Linked DNA regions of Mus musculus: all the other regions are linked to region 3. The links are chromatin loops, found by intact Hi-C in ENCODE. Cell type or tissue: left cerebral cortex. All regions are shown on one strand. Links, peaks and the distances in the headings refer to the core of each region. The heading gives the core; the rest is flanking DNA.

Region 1 (4,706 bases), core at 1,162-3,661, 64 kb after region 3:
ACAATGGTTCACTCCATCATGTTTGTTACCATGGAGTGTCACCCAAAATCACAAGCATCAGGGGTTGGGAAATGTCTAGACTGGAGATTCTGTCAGGGTGGTAATAGAGTGGTGGGTTTGAAGGGGTGAGGGAGACGTCACGGTCGCCTCCCCCGTGCCTTTCCTAACATGCCCTTCTGCTGGCTGTTCCTCGATTGTATCCTCCATAAGGTACTGCCCTGATGCTCTGTCCCAGTGCAAGGGGCCAAAGCCCCATGGGCTGAAGCTGCTGAAAATGTGAGCTAGCATAAGAAGGAAAGGGCTCCACTGGTCTCGGTGATTTACAGTCTAGTCAGACTAAGTGGTTAAGTGAGACTTATGAGTGACAGGCACTAACTTAGGCAGGGAAGAGTCTGAATTGAAACAAAGATGGTCTCAAGAGAAGTGGAGGCTAACACATACATTTGGTATCAGAATTCTAGGTCAAGCGGTTCACAGTGAATGCTCCCGAGGAGGCTGCCACAGAGGCCATGAGAGGCTGAATCTTCACACCGTACAAGCCTCCCGTGACAGGCAGAAAATTGAGGCTGAGCACTGAAATGGAAGCTTTCTGAGCATACCTATCTAGTAGGTGGGAGAACCGGGACTTGAACCCAGGCCTGTGTGACTGCAAGGCCCATGCTTTTATCTGACACTGAACCATGTTATCTGAGGAAGGCGGGCGGTAGAGATGGTTAGGACAGTAGCGAGACCTGTCTTGAAGTCAGGCTACCCAACTAATCCTGATTCTACCATGAAAATCTGTGTGACCTTGGACTAGTCAATCTTTCTGTGATGCAGCCTCCTTACTTAAGAAGTAGGGATGTTCACCCACATTGCTTCTGCTTCCTCCTTTAGTTCTCGTAACTAGGGATCAAATGCTCATGTGGAGCCAGTGAGATGGCACAGCAGGTGTCCTGGTTGATTGTTTTTTGTTGGTTTTTTTTTTTTCCATCTTGACACAGGCTAGGAGAGGCACCTCTATTGAGAAAATATCTCTATCAGATTGCCTGAAGGCAGGTCTGTGGGACATTTTCTTGATTGCTAAATGATAGAGAAGAGTCCAGCCTACTGTGGGCAGTGCCACTCCTGGGCATGTCCTGTGTTGTATAAGGAAGTAGGCTAACAAACAATGGTTAGAGCTTGGGGACTCTTATGGAAGAGTTGTGGGGAGGACTGCAGCCTTGAAGGGGGTAGGAACTCCACAGGAAGTTCAACAAAGTCAACCAACCTGGACCCTTAGGCGCTCTCAGAGACCAAACCACCAACCAAGGAGCAAACATGGGCTGGACCTAGGCCTCCCCACACATATGTAGCAGATATGTAGCTTGGTCTTCATGTGGGTCCCAAAACAACTGAAGTGGGGGCTGTCCCAAAAGCTGTTGCCTGTTCATGGGGTATGTTCTAGCTGGGCTGCCTTGTCTGGTCTCAGTGTGCCTAGCCTCACAGAGACTTGATGTGCCAGGGTCGGGGAGTACCCAGGGAGGGGGCACTCTTTCAGAGGTGAGAGGGGATGAGGGGAGGATTGTGGGAGGGGCAATGGGGGGGGGTCAGTGAGTGGAATGTAAAGTGAATAAATAAAAAAAGGAAGGGAGGGAGGGAGGGAAGGAGAGAGAGAGAGAGAGAGAGAGAGAGAGAGAGAGAGAGAGAGAGAGAGAGAAAGAGAGAGAGAGATGCTGAGCGAACCCATAGGGAGCAAGCCAGTAAGCAGCACTCTTTACTGCCTTCTGCTTCAGTTCCTGCTCCAGGTTCCTGCCTTGGCCTCTCTCAATGGACTGTGACCCATATATAAGCCAAATTAAACCCTCTCCTGTCCAAGCAGGTTCTGGTCATAATGTTTGTCACCGCAATAGAAAGCAAGTTAGAACAGCAGAGCAGGTGAGGGTGCTTGCTGCGTGCCTGATGACCTGAGTTTGATCCTGGATCCTACACAGTCCCCACAAGTTGTCCTCTGACCTCCTCAAGCACTCCACAGTATATGTACACTAAGTAAATTTAAGAATGTAATTAAAATTTTAATAAGCTCTCAAGTGTGAAATTGATTTCTACTGAGGGAGGAGGGGCACAAGAGGCCACCACACAGGGAAACTTGTAGTTTCTGCTGCCCTATAAGGCTCTGGTCTATTCCCCAGAAGCACTATGGGGCTGTCTATCAGAAGCTGAGTCAGAAAGAGCTTTAACACACACACACACACACACACACACACACACACACACACACACACACCAGGGTTCTAAAAGGTCAGGGCTGACAGCATCTCTGAACAAGTTTAAAATGTTGCCATTTGCCTGGCTAAGGGCTGAATGGTGACAGTAGCAGTTGGTGAGGAATCTCAAAATACAGAAGGCAGTTAGGAGCCTCTGTTTACCAGGCTGTTTTTAGCAGTCCAGAAGGCAGGCTGGGGGCGTCTGTAACTCCAGGCAGTTTCCAGGTACTGAGCCCAATCAGCACAGAACTCTGAGTATCTCACAAGCCCTGGTGACACCACTCTATCTGCTGCTATCACAGTGCACATATGTCACTAGACATTTACCCAGATCCATGGGATGTACACATTAACAGTGTACCCCAAACTGCAATAGTGATGTGTTAACGTGGGCTTGTCTCTGGTACCATACAGACTGCTGTGGTGAGTGAGGTGGAAAAGGGAGGACTGAGTGGAGGGGGGTGTGGAGGGGAGTGATGGGAAACCTATACATCTCCCTCTTGATTCTCCTTTGAGTCCCAAACAGCTGCGCGTGCGTGCGTGCGTGTGTGTGTGTGTGGTGTGGCATATATGTATGTGGTCTTGTGTGTGTGCGTTCATGCATTATGTGTATATGTGCATGTGGGGGGCTTAAAGGTCAATATCCAGTATCTTTCTCAGTGGCTCTTCACCTTATTTTTATGTAAATATTTATTTTATGTTATATGCATGGGTGTTTTGCCTACATGCACATAAACATACATTACATGCATGGCTGGTATGGTGGATCCCCTGGAACTAGAGTTACAGACAGTTGTGAGCTGTTGGGTGGGAACTGAAAATTGAACCCCAGTCCTCTAGGGGAGCGTCCAGTGTTCCTAACCACTGAGCCATCTCTCCAGTCCCCTTCCACCTTATGTTTTGAGGCGAGGTCTCACACTGAACCCAAACGTCCTTCTGCCCCAGCCCCACAAGCACTGGGATTACAGACGCACGCCTGGAACTTAGGTCTTTAAGTGGGTACTAAATTTAGGTCCTAATGCTTGCACGGCATCACATAACTAGCTGAGCCTCCTGCCAAGCCAATACATGAAAATCATCCTAGCCAGGCATGATGGTGCATGCCTGTGATCCTAGCGCTCGGGAGTCTAAAGCAGGAGGATTGTGAGTTCAAGGCTAGTCTAAGTTGCTGGTAGGTTTGCTCTTTGCTAAGAGCAAAGCCCTCTGTATCTGGGTTCAAATGCCAGCAGGGAAGCCTTGGCTACCAGCTTCATAGGACGGAGGAGGAAAGGATGGGGAGGGAAGGAAGAGAAAGGGATTGGGAAAGAGAGAATGGAGAGAGGGAGGTGAGGGAGGAAGAGAGGGAGGGGTGGGGAGCAGGCCACAGCATGACTCCTGGAGGACCATGCTGGAAGGGAAATGAACACAGAGCAAGACCTCCGGGTTGGGGTATGTGGGTGTCAAACAATTTCTCTGCTTCTCCAGGGTTTTCGATGAAGGATGCTGTTTGAGTTTGGTAAGACGGAACTCTCCCCCATGCCCCAATTGTAAACTTCTGAGTGGCTGAAATGGGGTAATGCTTTGGACATCAATGGTCCTGCTATCGCCTTAGATGCAGGAAGTACCCAGCAGGTCCTGATGGCAATGCAAGAGGGAAGACTCACCCAGAGAAAGTATCTATGGTCTGAAGCCAGACTCACGACAGTCCCTGTACCCTGCCTGCCCTCTCCTTGTCCTCCCTGCTTCAAAGACCTGAGTCTGGATGCCACCTCCCACGATGGGCATCAGAGGTCTCTTACCTACTAGGACCACAGACCAAAACTGCCAGGGAGTTAAGCTCCCAGTTCTCAATAGCCTTCACTTAACAGTTCTGTGGATGAACAACACTGGGCTCCTATGTGTGCCTTGCACAAAATCCTATGTCCCTGGCAAGTTTAAGTACCAGACAATGGCCCATTGTGTTGATATGCACATCACACACTCTTTCTGACGTTCCAAATCCCTCCTGGTGTTTCCAATTGGTGGCATCTCCCTGATAAATGATGTGCCTTCCCTTGGGGCCTTCTTCTTGGGGAATCCATATGAAGAAAGGGGCAGATATCCATCTTGAAAGACAAACACATACACACACAGCTAACAGGACAGTCCTCTTGTCCCCACGCTGGTGAACCTGTGTGCCATTGGGATGTGACATGGCTCACGGGAAAGGGTACACACTTAGCAAGCACAATGCTCTGCGTTTGATCCTTAAGCACATAACTCTCTCCACAAACCAAGCAACGTGCCTCTGTGAGGCAGCCCCAGGTCACTGAATTCTTGACCAAGACTGAATAGCTTTGAGATGCCCCCGGCATGTTCTTGTACAAATACCTTGTTTGTAACCCAGTGGGCTGGGCCACCCTCAACAGTGCAGTGTACACAGTATGTCTCTTCCTAGTTGCACCTTCTCCTTCTCTGGACCATTCAGCTCCCTCTGCCCATAGAGGGTGCACACGGGGGTGC
Region 2 (4,706 bases), core at 1,162-3,661, 77 kb after region 3:
ACAGTGAAGCCACCAAAATCTTCACCTATCCGTATGACATTAATACAAGTGATAATGAGTACAGCGTAACCAGAGATCTCACCCAGAACACACAGAGGCCGGTTCATCCACCACGTGGCACAGCACGGAGATGAGCCCCAGATGTCATGACAGGAACAGCCTCTCTCAGCCCAAGCACTTGACATTTCTACTTCCTGTCTGTTTGGTAACATGTAACTGCTCACTTGGTAAACAGATCTGGAGAGGACGAAAGCTGCAGATCTGCCGTTTGAACGGTTGAACCTGCCTCCACCCCATACACATCCCTGCCCTTCTTTACATTGTGTTAGATGCCAAAATGATTGAAGAGCTGTTTAGGGTCTCAGGGAGCCTGGTTCACATTGCAGACTGTCCAGCTCCAAATAGTGCAGTGCAAACTGACATAGCATTGGTAGGTAACCTGACTCCCATGCTTGCTCTATGTCCTAGACAACACTGAAAAGTCCCTGAGCCTGTTGACAAAAGCCCATCTAACCCCATGACGATGTCAGTGACTCACACACTATATGCACTCAAACAAACAAACAAACAAACTACAGGGCTGGAAGATGGTTCAGTGCGTAGCATTTGTCACATAACGCTAAGGATCTGAGTTCAGATTCTAATGAAGGCCAGCATTTTTACTGTAAGATAAGAGGCAGAAATAGGGACTTGGTGTATGTAGTGGAGAACAGCAAGACACCTTGTCTTGAGGTAGAAGGTGAAGGCTTGTCCCATGACTTCCATGGGTACTCACAAAATGTACACATGTGCACACACACCATACACCAAAGATCAGGGAAGACGAGGTGAGCAACTGCCAAGGGAACTGAGCCTCACTTCTCTGTGCTGGTGACTTAAGACGCTTTCTCAGTCTCCTCCTAAGGTTTGTCAGATGGTCAACAGGCCTTTCAACTTTACACACGGAATCACGCACACATTTGTGCACATGCATGTATGCATTTGGATGTCTTTTTTCCTTCCGTTTTGTCTCCCATTTGAGAATCAAACCTTGAGTCCCACTGCAAGCACTGAACTCCATCCCCATCCCTTGAGTTTCTGAGACAGAGCGTTGCTGTGCGTCCCAGGCCTGGGATGCACGATCCTCCCACCTCTGTTTTTAGGACTGGGAATACAGACGAGACACTGTACCTGGCCATCAGCTATTCTATTGAGTGACTAAGATATGTGGTTTTTTAGGCTCCAAATGGTCTGAACTACTCTGATCTAAGGACTCTATGAAATGGGATTGTCTGTCACATCTCAGTTCTGTGCCACCTACTGGAGTCAGGCCACAACTTAGAGATAAATTGTGTCCTCACAAGACCAAAAGGATGCTTTCTGCTCCTGGGCTAAATGCATTCTGAAGATAGCTCGTTCACATTTGTTTTTGAGACAGTGCCTCACTATGTAGCTCAGGCTGGTCTTGAACTCACAGTCCTCTTGCTTCTGCCTCTCCAGACCTGGGCTTAAAGATATGCATTACTATGGCTAGCTTTCTTCGTTTACTCTTAATTACAGCCTGTAAAGCAAATTATTTTATTATTCTCATTCTCTAGTTGATATAATCAAAGACAAACCAGGATTTATAAAATCATAAGGCCGGGGGCAGAGCTCAGTTGGTAGAATGCTCACCTAACATTCTTAGCCCTGTGTGGTGGCACATGCCTGTAATTCCAGCACTTAGGAGGTAGATGCAGGAAGAGTCGAAGTTCAAGGTCATCTTTGGCTACATATTCAAGGTCAGCCTGGGCTACCTGAGACTCTGTCTTAAAAAAAAAAAATAAAAATAAGCAAGGCCACCATGCCTTTAATCCCAGTACCCGAGAGGCAGAGGCAGGCAGATCTTTGTGAGTTCAAGGTTAGCTTGGTCTATAAAGAAAGTTCCAGATAAATCAAGGCTACACAGTGAAACCCTGTCTCAATAATAAACAAACAAATAAACAAATAATGGATGTTCCATTCATTTTGATCATCAACAAAGTCTCAAGCACTGTTACGAACTTTTCTAAATACAAATTCATCAAACACATGTGGTAAATACTAATTTTTTTATTGTCCCATTTTACAGATGGAAAACCAAGACTCAGAAAAGTCAAGCAACTTTCTCAGAGCTAGAAAGCTGTCGTAGAAACTGAACTTGATGGAACTCGCACTGACTTGAAGCCAATTTGTTCTGGCAACATCTGAAACTTGCTTCTAAAAAGAGCACACAGGCCATGATCCCCAACCCAGAGGAAAACTGGGGCTCCAGGGACTTCTGGGATTTCAGCCCCAGATTCAAGTGCTACCCCTGGATTCCGTCATACCCAGCGCCATCTCCTCGCTGGGCCTCCCTCCCAGAGTTCCCAGCAGCTGTTGTTGATTGCTAGGTCTTTCCCAACCCTGGTCTCCTGGCTCCTCCTCAGTCTCTGACCACATCCCTCTCCCTGCCACAGAGAGGTGGATCAGACATGTGGCTGCGCTTCAAAACTGCATTCCCAAAATATCTGAGAGACTAGCAGATGGAGATGTTGTATTCGGGTGCAGGAGGGGAGTAGATTAGAAATAAAATGAAAGGAGCTGGGGTGAACACCGCCAGCACCAGATGCAGTATGCATGGGCTTGGGCATCCTTTCCTGGGGTTATAAGGCCTTGTTCAGGCCAGCCAAAAGCAGCATCAGAAAGGTGCTAGCAGCTCAGATTCACCAAGCACATACTTGGTGCAGGCCTGGGGCTGGGCCTTATGTCAGTCTGCCATGCTGCCTGGGAAGGAGGCACTTAGACACTGCTACCTTCTCAAAGTTCTTCAAAACAGAACACAGATCCTTTTCTGCTTGGATACTTAGACTACTTAAAGTGTCCCCAAGATTAGCATCACCCGGCTAGCATCTCAGAAGCTTGGTGTGAGCAGGAGCCTCACCACCAGCTGGTCGCACCAGCTTGCCCACAAATGAGGGGGCATAAAGAGGCCCTTCTTGGTTATGTCCATGGAAACTCAGTGTATCCCCCACCCTGCCCACCCTCCAGGGGAGAGGCTGCTGGGAGGTAAACTCCCAAGCGGGGTACTCACAGCCATGGAGGAGTCTGGGCAGGGAAAGGCCCCAAGATCTCCACTTCATCTTCACTGGACTGGCAGCAGCTGGACTCATAGCACCTCTGACAGCAGTGTTGGCAAGTCCAGCCGCACAGCAGCACGTCAGAGATTCTAGAAAGCAAGCCCTGGGGCCATTGCGGGGGGGGGGCAGAGAGAGAGAGAGAACACCCCAAATTATAAACAGCCCATCTGGGATTGCCCCACCCATGATAAATAAATTCCCAGATAAATGAAAATTCCCAGAGCAGAATTGCTGGTAGAAGAAAAAAAAATTTTTTTTCTCTCTTATTTATGCACTGTGGCATACGGGACAGCAAACAGAAGTGGCTGCAGATACTTGGAGCAAGCCGAGCGCTTGCAGGTGTTTGCCTTGGTAGTGTATGTGTGTGCCTTTCTTGACAGGTGGGTGGTTATCACAACATAGAGAGGGCCAGACAATATGTTCTCAAACACACAATGCATAGGGTTCTCTCCTGGCAAAAGAGAAAAAGATACTTCAGGAAAAATAGCCCCAGGGACATGCAACTAAACTGGGGGAGACCGGTTGAGTTGGGACACACACGCTGTCTGTCCAGCAATGCCCCTTTTGTCAGGGTCTCCCTTTTGGTAGAAGGGAATAGAAACTGTACCCTTCTTAATACCCTGTGACTCAGTACTCAATCATGCCCCAGCCCCACACCAGACTCCAAACGGAAAGGCAAGCATTTGATTAGAATCCAGACCAAACAGATGATTGAATTAACCCACCTCGTTCAGTGGTTCCAACTGCCCTTTTAGAGAGCCACGGTGAAGCCAGGGTTGGGCGGGTGGGAGAGAGAGAGAGAGAGAGAGGGAGAGAGAGAGAGAGAGAGAGAGAGAGAGAGAGAGAGAGAGAGAGAGAGAGAGAGAGAGACCAGTTTAGCAATATTCCAGCAACTCAAAGAACAGCAAGACAAAAACAACAGAAAGCAGCCCGCGTCTTCCTTCGCACTCACCATTTTGGGGAGGGAGCTGACTTTACTACCAAGGTATGGCTATGTTTGCAGGGCTGCTGGGAGCCTCTTGGTTAACTAACAGCGAATAAACGGGAACTGTGAGCGTTTCCATTTGATGTGCACCGTGTGCTGTTATGAATCAGAGCGGGTAGATAGCTCGTCATGCTACTCAGCACACAGCCACACTTTGGGGGACTCGAAAACCTTCTCAGACTGAAATAGCCAGAAGCCAACCCAAGAGGGCCTGATTAGCTAAACTGACAGGCTGACTCCCCCGCCCCTGCCAGGGCCCTACCTTCCAATCCTGCTCCAATCCTGCTGGTAGAGAGCATCCTTCGACCACCCACAAATGGGGGAGGGGCTGGGAGGGAGCCAGGAGCTGATCCTCCCTCCCTGGTGTGGTTCCACCCCTTACCCCATCTTCTCCCCATAGGTTCCTGAGCTCTAAGCCCCCTCCTCTTCTTCCAAGAAGGACTCCTCTATGGACCCAGGATTTATTTTCTTTTGAAAAATTATAACATTTCTTCTGTGTGTCTCTCTCTGTGTGTGTGTGTGTGTGTGTGTGGGTGTGTGTGTGTGTGTGCATTCACACACATCCACGACACCATGTGGAGGTCAGAGGATGAGTCTCAGGAGAC
Region 3 (4,706 bases), core at 1,363-3,862:
TGGAGGAATAGATCAACGCAGTCAAACAGATACAGAGGCTACATCCACTTGTTTCTGCTGTTACTGTGTGTCATGTTATACAGCCATGAGTCCATTTCATCATCATAACAAGCTGGATTTAGAGCAGACATGACTGGCTCCATTCCTGTACGATGATTTCATCTTATTACTGTAAAGGTCAGCCTGCGAGAAGGTGGTAGAGACCTCCTGACCACAAAGAATTCCTTTGTAGTATCACATGCTGCTTCCTGGTGGGAGACCAGCACGCTTGAGGAGGGCTCATGGCAGGCCCCCAGTTAGCTTTAATCCATCTGGCTTCATCTCTTGCCATTCTCAGACACCTAATCAGACCTCTGTGGGCTTGTCCCTTGCCTTGACTCAGGCCAATTCCTACTTCTCTAGTCTCAACTGCAAGGTGGCTTTAGGTGCATCAGATGGGCATCTCTGGTAAGTGCTTATGCACCCTGACTTCATTGCACCCAGGATTCTTGTTCAGGGTAGTTCTTCATAGCTCCTGTGATCACTCCTCTTCTCCTTAGCACACAGAGGGTCTATGGGACTTGGGTCTTGCACTTTTATTTTAATGATGGGGAGTGGTTTACATGCATTTGAGTGCAGAGAACAGAACCAGGCACTGGATCCTCGGGAGCTGGAGTCTTAGGCAGTTGTGAACCACCTGATGTATTGCTGAAGTGGGAACTGAACTTGGCTCCTCTAAAACACTCTAAGCTTAACCCTGAGCCATCTCTGTAGTCCAGGTTTTGAATGAAATACAGCCATGTAGGGATGTATTCAAACAGCACTGAAGGTTTGCTGAAGTTGCCAGATCTGAGTTTTCCAGACTGTTCTACACTATCATGTGATTGATGAGCAACATGGTATGGCCTGGACTCTCACTGGCAACACCCAAGGCTGGGGGTGCAGAAAGCACATCTTAGCAAACATGGGTGAGTGCGAATGTGTGAAAGCTTGGAACTGCTCATCTGTAAGTAGAAAGATGAAACCTGTAGAAGAACCACTCTTCCTCCCTCCTCCCTCCTCCCACCTCCCTCCCTCCTTCTTCCTCCCTCCCTCCTCCCTCTCACCCCTTCTTCCCTCCCTCCCCCCTCTCCTTCATTACTCCCTCCCTCTCACTCCTTTCTCCCTCCCTCCTCCTTCCATCCCTCCTCCCTCCTCCTCCTCCCTCCACTTCTCCTTCCAGCCCTTCTGCTCCCCTCCTCCCTTCCTCCCTTCCTCTCCTTCATTTCTCTTGCCCTTCCCTCTTTCTTCCCACCTTGGCTAGCACTTGGTAAAGAGGAATTAATAATTAGTTAATGAAGTGGGGCTGGGTGGGAAAAGGAGGAGGAAAATGCCATTTGGTTTCGAAGTCTTCTAACCTCAGGTAGAAAATACTTCCAGAAATACCTGCATCTCCCTAATTCTGGTCCCTTTGAGGCCCCCCTCTCCAGGAAAGAGGCATTTCTGCATGCCTGAGTTGAAATAAACCAGAAAATGGGCTGTGGCAGGTCACTGCCCCATTGCCCTCTTTCCATGCAGGCCAGCAGAGACCTTTAATTGGAAGGTGGGGAGGCACAAGAATTAACTCCTACCCATCTGGAATTTTCCTTCTCCCCTTGCCTTTGGGAGCTTAGAAGCTGACCTTAGAAGGGTTTCATCAGCTGGACCCAACCAGCCTCTGCTAGGCTGTATATCTTCACAGGCACACCTTTGAATTTGTATGTTGACCTTTAGAAAACAACCAAACCAGCCTTTACTATTCACTCGCCGTGTGCTGTGCACTGTGCAGCTTTGCACATACTAATTTAATCTTTACATACCTGGTAAGGTAAACACCACAATCACTGCACTTTACAAAGGAACTTGGAGCACAGAGAGGTTGACTACCTTGTTAAAGGTCACTTGCTCATAGGTAGCTTGTGGGACACAAGAGTCAACGGGGGGGGGGGAGCGCGGGGGAGCACACAGAAATGATGTCATTAATACTTAACTTGTGGATGTGAGTCTTGCTGGCACAACTGGAAAGAATTAATGGTTCTCTGGTCCCTGTCAGCAAGGACCTCACAAATAGGACAGAGCACTTCAAGCTCCACCCCCCACCCCCCGACCCCCCGCCAAACCCCATGGGCAATGACAAGGTTACCCCTGAAGCATCTAAGCACTGCACACAAGCAGATGTGAAGACTCGAGAGGCTTCCTGGAAAAGGTAATGAATGAGTAGAGACCCTAAGCATGGTATGAATCAAAGTGTTCCAGGCAGAGGGCATGGCCCAGGCAGAGGGTGGAGTGGTTTGGAGTAGGGTGGGGGTGGGGGGAATGGTTCAGCAGGACCAAGAATCTGTGAAGGAGCAGGAATCCAAGGTGGGGCTGGAGAAGGGTATGGGGGATACAGGGAGAGAGGCAGACAGGAGGTGCCAGAGCAGGAGGCGGAGGCTTGTTGCTCAGGAAACCAAGAAGTCAAACTGCATGGTCTTTTTCTCAATTAGCAGCAGCCAAGGTCTCCCAGCTGGGGGTGTGGGGGGAGTCAAAGCCGTTAGGAGCTGAGCTTGTTCTGGGATGAAAACACATCCGTGGAATCCAGATCTCCCACTTTGAAAGAATAAATTGTCACCTTCCCACTCAATCTGGCTGTGAGCTCCCCTGGCCCTGCTCCAGCCGCCCACAGATGCAACACTCTGCTCTCTGCTGCCTCCTGCAGATGCACAGCATTGTGGCCACCGCCTCCTGCTGGGATCAGCGGGCTGGGGTAGGGGTGCACCAGGGACAAGAAGGGGACAGGGGAGAATGGACACACAACAGACCAGACAAGGAGAGGAGGTGAAGAAACTCTAAGGCCACATTCACCTTCCCTGTTCCCAGAGTGAGCCCTAGATACTCCTGGGAGATAACAAGAAGTGTCTTCCAGACTCCAGCAAAGTGGTGGAGGGCTGGGTCACCCTCCTGTTGCCTGTCTGGTCTCAATGCTCGGCAGTCCTTAAAAGCAAGCCTTACTTTTCCCATCTTGAGCTCTGCCTTCCCCTCTCTGAGCAGTTCTGGAGGCACTAGAGCACAGAGGAAAAGCCCCCAAACCACAGCTTAGATTGATCCAAGCAGGGAGCATTCACTGGGTGTTTAGCGCTTGGTTCCTGGAGGCCAGCCCGGGAGAGATACTAGACCTGTACCTGCTTTGCCGATGAAGATCAGAGGTCACTGCCACTCACTCCTGGCAATCAGGTTTGTAATCTGAAACTCCCAAGCACTGCAATGCTGCTGGAAGACTTGGCTCTGTGGTTGTGGTTCTCTCACTGGTAAAGTACATGCAGTTGGCCTCTGTACCCACAGGCTCTGGTCCATGAACTTAACACACAGTGGAGAGAAAGCATCTGAGGAGCAGGGCACCGCTCCTGTGCTGAACGTAAACTCCTGGGTCCTGGTAATCTCGCCTGGGGACTTGAATATGCCAGGCAAACACTCTACCCAGTCCCCAGACTTCTGTGTTTTGAGATAGAGTCTCATATGGAGCTCAGGCTGGCCTTGGGTTTGAGATTCTAAGATTCCCAAGTGACATAATTGGAGGTAGATAGCTTTTGTTTCCTGTCATCACCTCTACACAATGTGCTCCAGCAACTGTTTGTTTTGCTGTGATATTATTATGTGAGTTCAAGAACACAGGAGATGGAGCTTGGTTAGATGCATCCTTCTACAGCAGGGACCAGGCATCTGAGAATTTTGGCATCTTCAGGAATGCTGGAACCAATCTCCTGCAGATGGCTGAGGGACCACAGTCTATTAAACACCAAATTTAACCATGATTTAATTAAGGACATCAGCATTTCCTGAGTTCCTATATGTTCCTAAGCATGTGACCTCATGCTGTTCCCATATGGTATTAGTTATCTTATCCTAAAGAGTACTTCAAAGTATGTGTAGAGTGCCCTGTGACTACAGAGCGGGGAACAAACTGGGCCAGAGTGTCTGAGGCACGCTCCAGGATTGGGCCTGCTCTAGAAGGCAGGATATCTAGTTGCTTGAACCTCTATGCTCCAGCTTAGAAGCTTTGGCTCTGATACCAGATGGTTGGGACCTCGGCTCCCTGGGCCTCAGTTTCCCTTTTGAAATGGGCATGAGTGGAGCTGGGTGGGGAGCTGGCTCAGTGGGTAAGGAGCCAGCTGTAAGCACAAGGACCTGATTTTATCGGACTCCCCAGCACCAATGTGAAAAGTCAGGCACAGCAACACAACTCTCAGCGCTGGGGAATTGGAGAGAGGTAGGTCCCTGAAATGCTTTAGCTAAGCAGCCCAGCTGGTTCAGGGTCTCTGGATCAGTGAGAGACCCTGCCACAAAAAATAAAGGCACAGAGCATCGGAGGAAGACATCAAATGCTAGCCTCTGGCCTCTACAACAGAGCAACTGCATTCAACACACACACACACACACACACACACACACAGAGCTTTTTTTGTTTTTTTCTGGAAAGATGCCTAGGCAGAGTGAGCAGCTCTTAGACTTTAGGTGTTATCACCTGAGAAGCAGCCTGGGCCTCAGAACCTTCCCACAGCTAAGACTGCAATGCCATGTTGCTGGTGGTCAGGAGTGCTGAATACCTTGACTGATCTCTCTCTCTGCACCCCTAGGTCCTGCAAAGGCAGAGGCCAGAGTTTCAAATCAGTTTGCCCTGATGTCACATGAAGAGTTCTGAGTTCAGGAGCTGGGGGAGGAACCAGCCATGG

What was found. Peaks named below come from ENCODE experiments on the same cell type or tissue, not always from the same donor. Only the 100,000 strongest peaks of a DNase experiment are listed, where the experiment ranks them.
Region 1: a loop joins it to region 3, with 11 times the contacts of the local background. A loop is called at or near these places in 3 of 42 quality-filtered maps.
Region 2: a loop joins it to region 3, with 5 times the contacts of the local background. A loop is called at or near these places in 2 of 42 quality-filtered maps.

Annotation. Positions count from the first base shown.
Region 1 is chr7:118,426,719-118,431,424 of GRCm38, forward strand. The region is part of intron 5 of Syt17 (synaptotagmin XVII); the gene reads right to left. Among named protein-coding and RNA genes, the nearest start is that of Syt17, 14 kb to the right of the region's middle. In left cerebral cortex, for the core only: no CTCF peak of the experiment used is centred there; a DNase peak (open chromatin) is centred at 2,419.
Region 2 is chr7:118,439,278-118,443,983 of GRCm38, forward strand. Syt17 (synaptotagmin XVII) reads right to left here and starts at 4,283. Exons shown (of 8, transcript NM_138649.2): 1 at 4,069-4,283; 2 at 3,842-3,859; 3 at 3,071-3,219. The coding sequence starts at 4,071. In left cerebral cortex, for the core only: no CTCF peak of the experiment used is centred there; DNase peaks (open chromatin) are centred at 2,478, 2,874 and 3,511; H3K4me3 peaks cover 1,100 bases; H3K27ac peaks cover 1,322 bases.
Region 3 is chr7:118,362,226-118,366,931 of GRCm38, forward strand. It overlaps the pseudogene Gm32766. Among named protein-coding and RNA genes, the nearest start is that of Gm35309, 35 kb to the left of the region's middle. In left cerebral cortex, for the core only: a CTCF peak has its summit at 2,689 (motif pointing left); DNase peaks (open chromatin) are centred at 2,586, 3,259 and 3,634; H3K27ac peaks cover 1,229 bases.